Regions from separate parts of the Homo sapiens genome. Here regions 1 and 3 are each linked to region 2. The links are chromatin loops, found by intact Hi-C in ENCODE. Cell type or tissue: tibial artery. All regions are shown on one strand.

Region 1 (5,000 bases), 170 kb before region 2:
TATGGACATGTGAAATGCCAAGACAAATATTTGAAAGGATACTCAACATACTACTGTACCTCATGTTACCTTTTAACGTTTCCAAAACTGGAATGTGTCTTACAAGTGATGGCATCTAAGATTGGATAAAGTATGGCATTAGCAAAGGTTATCTTGGAGGTAGGATTGATGATTGGGTAAGGATGATAAGGGACTTTTTACTTTATTATTCTTTAGTTACACTTGGACTTCCAACTAAGGCACTTCTGTATTTACTTCTTATTATGTGAAACTTTGCTATGAGAAATATGTATATGACTGACTTGTGTAAGAAGGCAACAACAGCTAACCCCTTCGGGCTTTGTGGAGGAGGGAGGTCCAGACCAGATATGGACAGTTGCAGTCCCACCCTGATGCCCAGGTAGACAACTTGACCATACAAACCTTGCCTACCTTGGCCTGTGGACCTTCCTATGCTGTGGTAGCCAATGTTCTTTCAGTTACAAGTAACAGAAACCCACTTGTATTAGCTTAATTTTAAAAAGGGTGTGTGTGTGGGGGGGATTTATTATAAGAACAAATGAGTATTGCAGAATCCAGGGGCTGATCCTGTGACCAGGCCTGAGCAAGGATGCCCTCCGGAACCAGGCTTGGGGTCTTTCAGCCTCTGTCTGGCCCTGTGTGATGTCTCTCTCTGTTTCTGTTCACCTGGTTAGTTCATTCCTCTCCTCTCTCTGCAGAGGGAGTTTCAGACTCTTTCTCCACAGGACAGAAGGTGGCCACCCCATGGCTGCCAGATTACATCTTTTCAGTTCAAGTGGCCAACAGGTACAACTAGCATATCTGGATCCCAAATCTGAACTCCTGCGAGACAGAATCTGATTTGGTCTGTTTGGGTCGGTCAACATCCACTAGTGATCAATCTGTCAGGGTCAGGGAGTAGGGCGTACATACAGATATTGCTGCCAGGAGCTACTTTTGTGGCCAAAGGAACGCAGCTACTGAGGAAGGTGAATTATGGGCCAGGCAGATGACTTCAACTGAATAGCTGCGAAATGTCATTCCCATGATATCTTATTCCCTTTATTCTTTTCGCTCTGGTCCTAAGGGTGTCTAGGATTTTGGTGCCTTGCAGGACCAATAAAACCAAGATCCCCTTTTCTTCCCTAAGAAACTACTCTTTCTCCCCAAAACGATCCCTTCCTTATAGCCTTCTCAGCCTAGCTTGCTGGCCTTGGGAGAGACTGCTAGTTTTGCCTTCAAGGGCAATTTATTAGGCAGGGCTTCGCTAACAAAACATGTGACTTGCTGGTTTATCTTTGCCTTTGTAGATGGAATGGAAATGTATCTCTTTTTTTGCAAAAACTTAGGGATGTGATGAAACAGAGAACTCCATAGCTTCAAATGGCTCTATTTCCTCCATAGTCTAGTGTAATGGCGCTAGAGAAAGCAGTCTTCATAGCCAGAATCACCACAGGGAATGCTTCTAAAATGCCTATGACTCCCATGTACCATAGTCACCTTAGTGAGAAGGTAAAACAGAACTCAGGGCTCCCTTCTCTCAGTAGGAAGCATTTCTCAGCATGACTAGCACAAAAGATGTTTGGGGGAGACCCAGAGGCCTCTGGTTGGTTGGACAACTCTAGGCTTGAGCTTCTTTTTTTAATGTGGTGACAAAAAACTTAGGAACTGCTCTTTGGGGGAAAATATGTGAGGATCGTGGTTTCTAATTTTAAATGAAAAGTCCACCTTCCACCATATCACCATCATTGTTGATCAGATGTAGCCTTTTCTAAAAGCTGGAGGGAGTTGTAATGCAGAATTCGAGTGAGCTCACCTGGTCCCTAGAGGGCATTTTAAAGGACACAAGGGAAATAGTTGAAGAAAATGAAAATGTCATTGGGTTCAAGCCCTCTTTCATGGGGAAGGACAAAGACAGGGATGGGGAAGGTAAAAGGAAGAAGGGGGTGAGCCAAATTCTTCAAGGTAATTTCCTTGAGTATGGGAGAAAAAGGAACGAGTATAAAGATCAGCTGAAGAAATGGAACTCCTTGTTGAGCTTCTTTTAATGGCTCACATCCACAGTAGTCCTGGAGGTGGCCTGTACGATTCAAGGCCTTGGCAGCAGTAAGAAAGAACAGGGCAGTGCCGAGTCCTGCCTCTATCATTGATTTGAGCAAGGGCAGGGTCTTTGCCGGTGTTCTGCAGAGCATCCTTGGGCCAAAGAGGCTCCATGCATTTTTTCGGGACTTTGGATTGTTTGCAGTTTGCCCCATAACTCCCACACATTTGCTTCTTCATGTCCCAAAGCTCTGGCTGCTGCAGCATTCCCATAGGAATGTGGATGCCTGCCAAGCGACCTCATGTGCATTCCATTCATCTCCTTGGCTGGGAGGCAGCAGGGAAGCAAATTGGCTGGTTGCTTAACTGTTTGGGTCCCAAATTCACCCTGAAAGGAATCACCAAGGTTGTTGGACTTTTCCAATAATCATGAAGAAAAAACAGAAGATAAAACAAAAGAGATATTTATTTATTCATATGATCCCATCTGGAAAACAGCTATTTTCAAGTGTAGCTTAATGAAAATCACATCCTTTGGTTTGTTTGAAATCATCTTCCACCAGAAAGGCATTTTGAAGCAATGAGGCTTTGTGAGGTGTGATTCAAAACAATGTGAGTAGTTTTTTTTAAGCAATCACACCAAACTGTAGCTACTCAAATTCAGGTTGTTGCCTTCCAAGTAATCTCAGTGGGCTGTGACCCTGCAATTCCAAGATGCTCCAACCTGTGTAAAATTCCTTTAAGGAAATTACTACACTCTTGCTCTGTTTTGCTTTTTGTTTATCATTCAGTCAGCACATATGGGACACCTCCTGTGTGCCAAGCACTCTGTAAAGCTCTGGGGATAGAGTAATGGGGGAGGCACAGTCTTATTGAATGTTTGACCATGCGAAGCCCCCAGGGGCCAGTGGAAAAAGTTAGTCTGACCTGGATTTGAATCCTGGTTTAGCCTCGTGCAGATTGTGTAATCTCAGGCAACTTTCCTAAACTCTTTGAGTCACAGTGCCCCATTTCTAAAAGGAAGACGGTAAAATCTACTTGATGGGATGTCTTTGAGGAGAAAATCAGAGGAAAATATGTAGTAAGCAGCCTTAGCACAGAAGCTGATATAGAGTAATTGCTCAGAAAATGAGAGCACTTATGATTTTAATTGTTTGAATTACATAGCTAGTTCAACTGTCTTTTTTTTGGACTAGATAGACTCTTACTCTTCGAAAAATTAATCATCCTGTGCATGAGAAATATGCACAAGGTACCAAATTCAAAGTATACAAAAATTAGATGATGACAAGAATATCTTCTCCCTGTCCTTACTCCTTGCCATTAGTTCTCCTCACTAGAAAGAATACAAGCAAGTTCTTGTATATTTCCAGATTTAACTGTATTTCTCAGAGATCGGTCCATAGCAACACTTAGTGCTCATTCTTTTTTTTCTTTTTTCAGCGAATTGAGGTATAATTGACAAATAATGTTGTATATATTTAAAGGGAACAATGTGATGATTTGACATACGTATATATTGTAAAATGATTACCAGAATCAAGTTAGTTAATGCATCATCATCTCACATAGTTACCATTTGTGCGTATGTGGTAAGAACACTTATGGACTACTCTACTTGCAAATTTCAAGTGTACAATACAATAGTATAAACTGTAGTCACCATGTTGTATGTTACACCTCCACAATGTATTCGTCTTATAACTGAAAGTTTGTACTCTTTGACCAACATCTCCCCATTTCCCCCACCCCCCCAGCCTTTGGCAACCATCCTTCTACTCTGTTTGTATGAGTTTGACCTTTTCAGATTTCACATATAAGTGGAATCATACAATATTTGCCTTTCTGTTTCTGGCTTATTTCACTTAACATAATGCCCTCCAGGTTAATCCACACTGTCAGGAATGGCAGAATTTTTTTCTTCTTTATGGCCGGATAATATTTCATTGTCTATATATACCACTTTTTCTTTATCCATTTGTTTCCATGTCTTGGCAATTTGAATAATGCTGCAACGAACATAGGAGTGCAGAGAGACACTGATCTAACTTCGTTCAGATATATACCCAGAAGTGGAATTGCTGGATCACATGGTAGTTCTAGTTTTAGTTTTTTGAGGAACCTCCATATTGTTTTCCATAATGGCTGTACTAATTTACATTCCCTCCCACTGTATACAAGGATTCCTCTTCCTCCACATCCTCAACAACACTTACTTCATCTTTTTGATAATAGCCATCCTAACAGGTGTGAGGTGACATCTCACTGTAGTTTTGACTTGCATGTCCCTGATGATTAGTGATACTGAGTACTTTTTCATGTACCTGTTAGCCATTTGTATGTCTCCTTTGGAAAAGTATCAATTCAAGTTCTTTGTAACACTTTTTAGAAGAGATTATTTGGGATTTCTTTGCTATTGAGTTGCATGAATATCTTGTATATTTTAGGTATTTACCCCTTATCAGATATATGACTTGAAAATATTTTTTGCTCATTCCATAGGTTGCCTTTTCATTTTGTTGTTTCCTTTGCTGTGCAGAAATTTTTTTGTTTGATGTAGTCCCACTTATTTGTTTTTGCTTTTGTTGCCTTTACTTTTGGTGTCATACGTAAAAATATCGTTACTAAGGCCAGTGTCAAGAAGCTTTTTCTCTGTTCTTTTTTATTTTTTCTAGGAGTTTTATGATTTCAGGTCTTATATTTAAGTCTTTAATCCATTTTGAGTTAATTTTTGTGCTGGTGTAAGATAAAGATTCTATTTCTTTCTCTTTTTTTGCATATCAATATCTAGCTTTCCTAACTTTATTTATGGAGGAGACTTTCCTTTCCCTATTTTGTAATCTTGGTGCCCTCATCAAATAATAGTTGACCATATATGCATGCGTTTCTAGTCTCTCTATTCTGTTCCATTAGTCTGTGTCTGCTTTTATGCCAGAACCACACTGTTTTGATTACTATAG
Region 2 (5,000 bases):
ATGTTTACATGAGGATTTCATCTCTTCTCCTGGACTCATGGCTGGAACATAATTATGAACTGTGCTTGTTAACCAAATAGAGATATTCCATGAGACAAGAAGGCTGATTCCTAATATGGAGGTGTCCTTGGGCCGGGGCCCACTTATCCTGGTATCCATCTCCTCCTCCCGACACAGAGGTGCCTTCATTAGTAGAGGAAAGAAAGAGGTCTTTGTGATGATGTAATTCCCAGACCACCCTACACAGACAATAAAACTGAATTTGAGAGAAGCTGGGTGAAATAAGAGCTCAGAAATCATAGAATACCAGTGCAGCAGGGACCTAAGAGGTTATTTAGTCTAATCTTTTAATGTTAGAAATGGGCAAATAACACCAAAAGGGGAAGAGATCTGTCTAAGATTACATGGCCAGTTAATGGTGGGCTATTTTCATCAAGGTAAATATGGGGAAATTCATTCCACAGAAATTCTAATAACTGTGTGTTTGATGATATTATGGTAGGCAAGAGGGCTGTCACCATAGTGTGTGACAAGCAGCTGCAATGCAACATGACCAGTGCTAGCACAGAGTATAGACAAGGCACTGTGGGATCACAGAGGAGGAAGCATCTCACTCTTCCTGTGGGCACTGTGGAAGGCTTCATGCAGAAGAGGACTTCTGAGTTGGGTCTTTATGAATGAACAGAAGTTGGTTGTATAGGAAACGGAAAAGGTATTTCCAGAATATGGAACAGCATGTAAAGGCATAAACATGTGAAAGAAAATGACATGTTTGGGGGATTAAGAGTGGTTTCCTATGGTAAAAATGGAGATTTATTGGAAGGGAAATAGAGGAGACAGCAAAAAGGTAAGGGAAGGAGTAGCTGTGAAGGCCTTGGATGGCATGTTAAGAAGTTTGTCCTGGAGAGAAGTTATCTTTGTGCTTTAAAAAACAATGTAGTGGCAAAAGGATGAAGAATGGGCTGAACAAAAATGGACCCATGATAGGAAGCCTAGCTGGGTGGATAACACAGTATTTCAGGTGGAAAATAAGAGTAAAAATTTTGAAAATGAACGAACAATCCAGAGCACTTGTGAAGGCTGAATTAAAGCAGTGATATTTAGATATTTAGTGATGGTAGACTCAGCAGGATTTCATAAAAGATGATTAGACATGGGGAATAAAATGGAGGATGGGGCAGCAAACTACTGCCCTTGGGTCATGTGCAGGCTGCCATCTATTTTGTACAGCCCAAGTGCTAAGAATGGTTTTTACATTCTCATGTACACGTACATGCTTCCTTCAATAGCTGAGAAGAAACAAAAGAAGCATCTTTTGTAACACATGAAAATAATGGGAAATTCAAATTTCAGTGACCATAACTAAAATTATATGGGAACATAGCCACACTTGTTAATTGACCTATTGTCTCTGGCAGCAAAGGCAGAGCTGAATAGTGCAAACCAGGTCATAGGTCTCATAAAGCCTTAGATAGTTACTATTTGGCCCTTTCAGAAAAAGTTGCTGACCTCCTCCAGGATTCTCCAACTCAGTTAAAATCAGTTCATCTTTTTAGTTGCCCAGACCAAAACCTTTGGGGTCATCTTAATTCTACTCTTAGCTGCCAACCGATCTTTCATCAAGATCTGCTGTATTTTAAAAATATATCCAGAATTTGACCCTCACTCCTTCCCTTGCTACCACTCTGTTCCTCAGCACTACCATCTCTCAGCTGGGTCATTCTGGTAGCCTTTATTTATTTATTATTTATTGAGACAGGGTCTTGCTCTGTCACACAGACTGGAGTGCAGTGGTGTGATCATGGCTCACTGCAGTCCCAAACTCCTGGGCTAAAGCGTTCCTTCCATGTCAGCCTCCTGAGTAGCTGGGGCTACAGGTGTGCACCACCACCCATGGCTAATTTTTTTGTAGAGATGGGGTTTCGCCATGTTGCCCAGGCTGGTCTTGAACTCCTGAGCTCAAGCAAACCACCCACTTCGCCTCCCAAAGTGCTGGGATTACAGGCGTGAGCCACCATGCCCAGCCTCATTCTAGAAACCTTTTGCCTCATCTCCCTGCTTCATCTCTGCCTGCTTCAGTCACTTAACACCATCTGAGTGATGGTGTTTTAGCACCATCAGTTAAAACAGAAGTGAGATCACGCCATTCCTCTGCACAAAGTCTTCCCGAGCCTTCCCATCTAACTCTGAGTAAAGGCCCAAGTTTTACAATGGCTTCCAGGGCCCTACAAAACCTGCCTCTGCCCTTCCTCTTGTTACACCCGGGACCAACCCCCGTTCCACAATCATGCTCACTCTCTTCTCCAGTCACATCAACCTCCTTCTTGGTCCTCAATAATGTACCAGGTCCACACCTGCCCCAAGGTCTTTGCATCTGTCATTCCTTCCACCTGTAATGTTATTTTCCAAGATATACATATGGTTCTCTTCCTCACTTCCTTCAGATTGGGACTCAAATCTACCCTTCTTAGTGAGGCCTTCTCTAGCCATCCTACTTAATACTGACAACCATCCTCAGACCACAACCCTCTATTTCTCTTTTTCTTGCTTTATTCTGCTCTCTAGCACTTACTACCACTCAAACAAAATACAAACATTACCAATTTATCTTGTTTATTACCTGTCTCCCCTGTTAGAATGTAAGCTCCAGGAAGGCAAGAGTTTTTGTTTTGTTTTCCTTTCTAGAACCTAGTACAGTGCATGGTACGTGTTAGGCACTCAATAAATAGTTGCTGAAAGAATGGAAATAATGGATCAGAAAGTGACTGGGAGATAAGAAAAGACAAGCAGGTAGAGATAACTCTTTCAAGGCATCTGGTGAGTAGCTAAAGAGGAAACCAGTATCAGGAGACTTTCTCCAAATAGGAAAGACTCAAGCATATTTACAGAACGTCAGGGCGACAGAGTGGCAAAAAAAGATGGGATATGAGAAATAGCATATCTGGCTATGCCAAGTCTGGGAGGAAGCTGAAAGAAATGGCCTTATGAGCAAGGAGAGAAGGGACCTCCTTGGAAGGGACTAGGGCAGGTGGGGAGCACAAAGACAGTTGCACATATGGGTGGGACTGGCCAGATATGGTAGAAAGGGAACTTGAAGGAGCTCATAGCTGGTCTCAATTTTCTATCTGAAAATCCAGGGAAGGGTTTTAGGGGCTATGGACAACAACATGGGTGCCATTGTTCAAGGCGTGCCCCTTGAACAATGCAGGTTTGAATTTCAAGAGTCCACTTATATGCAAATTTTTAAAATAAATGTATTAGAAACTTTTTTGAGAATTGCAACAATTTGAAAAAATTGCAGATGAATTTTGTGATCTAGAAATATCAAAAAAAATTAAGAAAAAGTTAGATATGCCCAGGAGTTTGAGACCGACCAGGGCAACATAGCAAGACTGTGTCTCTACAGAAAAAGATGTACTTTGGAAAAATGAGAATGCACCGGCTGATTAGAAGAAAAGGGTAGCTCTGCAGTGCTAAGGGTTCTACTCACTCTAGAAACCATAAATTTGTTGCAAGGTTTGTGGATTTTTCTCCAGCAACACTGGGCAGCCAATGAGAATCAAGTGGTAAGAACTAGTATTATTAGAAGAATTATGAAATTAAAGCCTTCATTGGATACCTCAGGTCCTGATCAAAATGTAAAACTCTGGGGGATAAAAACTTAAATGAATGGGTAAACGACAGGAATGACCAGTGCTGCTGGCCTAATTCGGGTGCCTTCAGCAGAGAGGTACAATTCAAGTTAGTGTTGCTTGAAAGAGCACGTCTTGAGGACAGTTTCAGAGAAAGAAAGTTGAAAAGTGGCCCTCTGGCAAGTAGACTCTGAAAGGGCAGTGAAAGAATCCACACAGGAGGGCCATGTCCAACAGAAATGGAATTGAAAACCCAAAAGAAGAAGAAAAAGATCAACAGAGAAAAACAAAAGCCACTTAAGCTACAACTCATAAGAAGGGGCCCAGATAAAGTGCTGAAATGTGTCATCTTGGGAAAAGGGAGGATCTCACTTGCAAAGAAAGATCCCTTAACTCCTAAAGGGACAAAATAGTGTCCCACAGGCATATAGTCATGGGCTACTAGGCTATTTACAGAACCTGAAAAAGCCAGTGCAGTCCATAATAAAAAGACTATTTCAAATTTCAAAGACCAATGAAAATTGAGTTGTCAATTTTAATAGCTACCATTACTTGTGCCATGCAATGCATTTTACATTCTCGATCTCATTTAAACCTCACAACTTCCATGTAAAGAAGGAATTCTTATTCTCATTTTATAGATGAAGACACAGAGGCTTACAGGGGTTAAGTAACTTGTCTTAAGTCATAGAATGAATAAGGGGTTGAACCAGAAATCCAATTGAAATGTGTCTAATCCTAAAGACCATGCTTTTAACCCTTGTTCTCTCTTGGACTCTAACACTGTTTTTTCTTATGAAAACACAGGAGTGATGACTAGTTGAGTGCATTCTTATGAGACTCATAGTCATTCTATGATGTAGTTTTCCTTAGGAGGACATTTTTTACATGAAATTATTAACCTAAATAGAGTTGATCCTTGAACAACACAGGTTTGAACTGCGAGGGTCCACTTATATGCAAATTTTTTCAATAACTATATGGGAAAATATTTTTGGAGATCTGTGACAATTAGAAAAACCTTGAGATGAACCATGTAGCCTAGAAATATTAAAAAAAAAAAAAAAGAAAAAGTTACTCATGTCACAAATGCATAAAATATACATCAATACTTGTCTGCCTTCTCATTTACTACCATAAAATATAAACAAATCTATTACAAACAGTTAGAACTTATCGAAATGTCAAAATGTACACATACACACAAGAACTGTGCGTGATGCCATCTGCAGATGAGAGAAATGTAAACGTAAAGATTAAATCCTCACTGCACGAAATGAACTGTAGTACATACTGTACCACTGTAATAATTTCACAGCTACCTCCTGTTGCTATTGTGGTGAGCTCAAGCGCTGCAAGTATCTGCTT
Region 3 (5,000 bases), 100 kb before region 2:
TATCTAGCTGGTGTAACTGAGAAAATGAATGTTCCATTTTAATTGCTTTTAACAGCTGCATATGGCTATTGGTTGCTGAATTGAATAGCTCAGCCATAGAGGTTTTTAAAGCCACCTTCCTGACTTTACAGGAGAGTGATCGGAGTAACAGAGGTATGTTTTAGTGGTGAAACCAAGATTGGAACTGAGATCTCCTGTTTCTTCATTCCTGCTTCAATTTTAGCATAGCTGCCACTTCAGCCCAGCATTTTAGGGCATAGAAAAGTGACTCTCAAAGTAAACAAGATCAAACTCTTCAAGATGCATCTCCTCCTGGGGTTCATGGAGTCATACCTGTTCAACATCCACCACATAGAATCAGCCTGGTTTACTCTAGCTACTCTCCCTACATCTCTAGGTCCTCTTCAAGCTTTTCCCCATCCAAACTGACACTCCTCTATTTGACACTATCCTTTTCTCATGAGGAGATGCTCTGCTGGAGTTCCTTCCACTCTCTCTGAGCATCTCCCATACTGCTCCTATGTTATTTCCTAAAGCCCCATTTCTGACTGTGTTGTTTTGCTCATAAGGCACCACTAGTTGCCGCTACCAAAACAATACAGTCTAAAACTCTTAGTTCATGGTCCTCTAATGTGAGCTTCATCTTCTTCCTTTATTTTATTTATTGTTTTGAGACAGAGTCTCACTTTGTCTTCCAGGCTGGAGTGCAGTGGTACGATCTCAGCTCACTGCAACCTCTGCCTCCTGGGCTCAAGTGATCCTCCTGCCTCAGTCTCCTGAGAAGCTGGGATTACAGGCGCCCACCACCATGCCCCACTAATTTTTGTATTTTTAGTAGAAATGAGGTTTTATCATGTTGGTCAGGCTGGTCTTGAATTCCTGGCCTCAAGTGATCTGCCTGCCTCGGCCTCCTAAAGTGCTGGGATTACAGGCATGAGCCACCGCACCCAGCTTTATTTTATTTTATTTTTATTTTTATTTTTGAGACAGAGTTTCGCTCTTGTTGTGCACGCTGGAGTACAGTGATGTGATCTCGGCTCACTGCAACCTCCGCCTGCCGAGTTCAAGCGATTCTCCTGCCTCAGCCTCCCAAGTAGCTGGGATTACAGGTATGTGCCACCATGCCTGGCTAATTTTGTATTTTTAGTAGAAACAAAGTTTCTCCATGTTGGTCAGGCTGGTCTCGAACTCCCGACCTCAGGTGATCCACCCACCTCGGCCTCCCAAAGTGCTGAGATTACAGGTGTGAGCCACGGCGCCCAGCCCTTTATTTTAAATAGACTTTTCATTTTAGAATGGTTTTTAGATTTATAGAAAAGTTACAAACAGTACAGACAATTCCTATGCACTCCGAACTCAGTTTCCCCTCCTATTGTTAACAGCTCACATTACTATCGTACATATGTCACAGCTATTTATGTATGGCATTAGTACATGACTGTTAACTCTATATCTTATCTGGATTCACTAGGTTTTTTCTAATGCCCTTTTTCTGTTTCAGGAAACGGTCTAGGATACCACTTCTTTTCTTCATGTCTCCTTAGCGTCCTCTGTTCTGTGATGGTTTTTCACACTTGCATTGTTTTTACCATGACCTTGACAGTTTTGAGAAGTGATGGTCAGGACTGCTTGATTTTTCCTATATTTTTCTCATGGGTAGGCTGGGGAGGAAGACCACAGAAGTGAAGTACCCTTTCATTACACCCTCCCCCTACCCTGTCCCCACTTCCACACTCTAACCATGGGAAGCCTGTCACTAAATTCAGCCACTCAAGGATTGTGGAATTAATTGCCACCTTTTTTGAAGGGGTTATATCTACACAAAGTATTTGAAATTCTATAAGGCAGAGTTGTCTTTTTGTTCCCATTTGCTTATTTGTTCAGTTATTTATATCAGTATCAATTTAAGGGTATTTAGACTTTGGGTTATAATCCAATACTGCTATTATTAATTTTTCCCCCAAATAATTCCAGCTTTGGCCACTGGGAGCTCCCTCAGGTTGGTTTTGGACATTTTCAATGTGTGGCCCTGTATATATATTTTTTCTTAGCACTTCTTTTTGGTACTGCAAGATGCTCTAGGCTCATCTACATTCCCTGCCCCAGGTCTAAAATTAGCCATTTCTCCAAGAAGTCCTGGTTTCTCCTGTTGGAAATGGTGCTAAAAACCACGACCTGGGAGCTGGGTCTCATTTTCTTTGTTAGCCTCATATCCCAGTCACCCAACCCTGATGGTCATCTACCCACTGGCTCCTGGACTCTACAGCATTTTCCCTCCATTAGCACCAAAATTAACAGAGGCTTCCTGGAAACTCTTTTGTTGTCTTGGCTAAAGTGCCCTTTCTCCTTCCTCATATGGTTGAGAATCTTTTTCTGTAAGGCCCCATTCAAAATGCCCCCTCTGGCTGGGTGAGGTGGCTCACGCCTTTAATCCCACCACTTTGGGAGGCCAAGGTGGGTGAATCATTTGAGCCCAGTAGTTTAAGACCAGCTTGGGCAACATGGTGAAATTCCATCTCTACAAAACACACAAAAATTAGTTGGGTGTGGTGGCACACACCTGTGATCCCAGCTACCTGGGAGGCTGAGATGGGAAGATCTCCTGAGCCCAGGGAGGTCAAGGCTGCAGTGAGCTATGATTGTGCCACTGCACTCCAGCCTAGGCAATAGAGTGAGGCCCTATCTCAAAAAAAAAAAAAAAAAAAAAAGTCAACAAAAATCAAACACCAAAATACCCCCTCTTTCCTGAAACCTTTCCCAAACTCCTACTTGATCTCTTACAGACCTGTATACTACCAGGCTGTGAGTTTCCACAAGACAGCATATGACACATTTACTTTTATATTCCTGAACTCAGCAGTTAGCATATAGCACACCAAATGGTTTTTGCCTAGTGGATATTATTATCTGACTGATTAAGATCAGTGTAAAATGCACTCTTTAGGGTCTATCAGGGAAAAAGAAAACCACACACACACACACACACACACACACACACACACACACACACACCAAAACAAAACCACCCTCCTGCAGAACTTTACTGCCACAGGGAAACTTTTGGTCTCAAGCCTGAAGAATGATATCCTGTTTCAGTCACATGTTACTGTGAAAACCAGAAAGAAGAGCCCTGGAAGCTTATGACTCTCATCTCTGAAAATAGGCCTTTTCTGTTCCCAGCACATGTACATGTTCAAACATAAGGATCAGTCAAATGAAACATACCACAAGGAAATTCACATAGACATCCCAAGCCAGGAAACCTCAATAAGAAGCAGGCAGTGGGCCATGTTCAAATGAAGTGATGAATTATGTTGTATAGGCATCTTCCTGGAATCGCTTATCCCATCTCTCACTCAGTCATGCCTACTGCCTAGGTGTTGTGAATGTAAATATAACCAGGTGACCATGGACATACCTGTATAACTGAGGTATTTGGAAATGTGTCCCAACTTTGGATGATTCTGTGACTTCTTATTGATGCCATGGAGTAAGAGTATATTCTGGGAGACCTAAGGCTCTTTCTTCCATCAATCACCCTGGAAGGGGGTAATCCTGGACAAGAAATGAGGTGACTTTTTGGCTGGGGTAGGAAGGAACTTCCTCCTCATTCTGGGGTTCGGAAACCTCTGCTCTGAGGTTTGGAAAGGGCTAGGGCTGCTCCCATGAGAGGATGAAGTGTATGTCATGAAGAGGCAGGCCAGCGTTGCTGGCAGCTAATATTTTATTGGCAGCAACATCAACAGCGCAGAGAAGTGGCCAGTGTCCCCACAGCGGGGTTGCTGTCTCTGTGGTCTCTCTGGATGACAGCGATGCCCCTTCCCCCAGCTCCTTGGCCCACCTGCATTCATCTGCAGCTACAGACAGCTCCTAGCACACTGATGGCCATCTCTGGCCCCAAGGCTCTCTCCTCTGTCACCACAGGAGCACAGCCTGGAAGTTTTTATTTCCTGCACAGGTCACCCTCAACCACAGGGGGAAAGGAGCCATAGGATAAATGCCCTTGCTACCTTGCACTGGGAAGGGTGATTCTGAGATGTGTTGTTACGTGGTTTCTCAGAGGGCCCAGCTATGAGCCCTGGTTGAAACAGAGCTGCTGTTCTGATTAACATACTCGTGTTTGGCATTTCTCTCTTCCCCTCTTACGTGCCCTACTCAGTTATTTGTACGTTTTAAGGTCACCTTCTATATAAGCTTCCTCCACCCACATCCTTGTCTTGGCGTCTGCTTTTGGGAAAACCTAAACTAAGATCTGCTGCCAGGGCAAGTGGGAAGACCCAGGGAATACAGGCAGCAATGGGGCAGCTGGGTTGGGCAGCTAAGAAAGGACTAGGGAGAGGCTGTTCTGATAGAATCTACCAGAAATGCCTGGGGCCTGTGAGAAGGGTGATTTTCCTGCAAGGAAGGCAGACACTGCTGTGAGCAAGGGGCATGTGGCCACACAGAGGTGAGCCAGGCATGCTATTGCTCCCCATTGAGCTCACAATTGGAGAACACCCAGCCAGTCCTTGCCAGCCAAAGTCACATGGCATCTCAAGGACGCTCACCTGTTCAGGCTTTCACCACAGCAACGAAACATATACAACTCTCTGCCAAGAAGTCCCTGCCTAATATGGTTTGGCTGTGTCCTTGCCCAAATCTCACCTTGAATTGTAATAATCCCCATGTGTCAAGGGTGGGGCCAGGTGGACATAACTGAATCATGGGGTAGTGAATAAGTCTCACGATATCTGATGGTTTTATAAATGGGAGTTCCCCTGCACAAGCTTTTCTGCCTGCCGCCATGTAAGACATGACTTTGTTCTTCATTCGCCTTCAGCCATGATTGCAAGGCCTCACCAGCCATGTGGAACCGTGAGTCAATTAAACCTCTTTCCTTTTTTTTTTTTTTGAGATGGAGACTTGCTCTGTCACCCAGGCTGGAGTGCAATGGTATGATCTTGGCTCACTGCAACCTCTGCCTCCTGGGTTCAAGCGATTCTCCTGCCTCAGCCTCCCAA

The links. A loop is a pair of places that touch in the nucleus more often than their neighbours do. Peaks named below come from ENCODE experiments on the same cell type or tissue, not always from the same donor. Only the 100,000 strongest peaks of a DNase experiment are listed, where the experiment ranks them.
Region 1: it touches region 2 in a loop (2.2-fold over the local background); 3 of 110 quality-filtered maps call a loop at or near these places.
Region 3: it touches region 2 in a loop (2.4-fold over the local background); 2 of 110 quality-filtered maps call a loop at or near these places.

What each region holds. Positions count from the first base shown.
Region 1 is chr11:12,554,290-12,559,289 of GRCh38, reverse strand. No RefSeq gene overlaps it. Among named protein-coding and RNA genes, the nearest start is that of TEAD1, 120 kb to the left of the region's middle. RefSeq lists a silencer at 2,194-2,488. In tibial artery, no CTCF peak of the experiment used is centred here; a DNase peak (open chromatin) is centred at 2,939; H3K27ac peaks cover 2,013 bases.
Region 2 is chr11:12,382,081-12,387,080 of GRCh38, reverse strand. The region is part of intron 1 of PARVA (parvin alpha); the gene reads right to left. Among named protein-coding and RNA genes, the nearest start is that of PARVA, 7.0 kb to the right of the region's middle. In tibial artery, no CTCF peak of the experiment used is centred here; no DNase peak of the experiment used is centred here; H3K27ac peaks cover 1,337 bases.
Region 3 is chr11:12,482,517-12,487,516 of GRCh38, reverse strand. All of the region lies in intron 4 of PARVA (parvin alpha), which reads right to left. Among named protein-coding and RNA genes, the nearest start is that of PARVA, 110 kb to the right of the region's middle. In tibial artery, a CTCF peak has its summit at 1,985; no DNase peak of the experiment used is centred here; H3K27ac peaks cover 1,912 bases.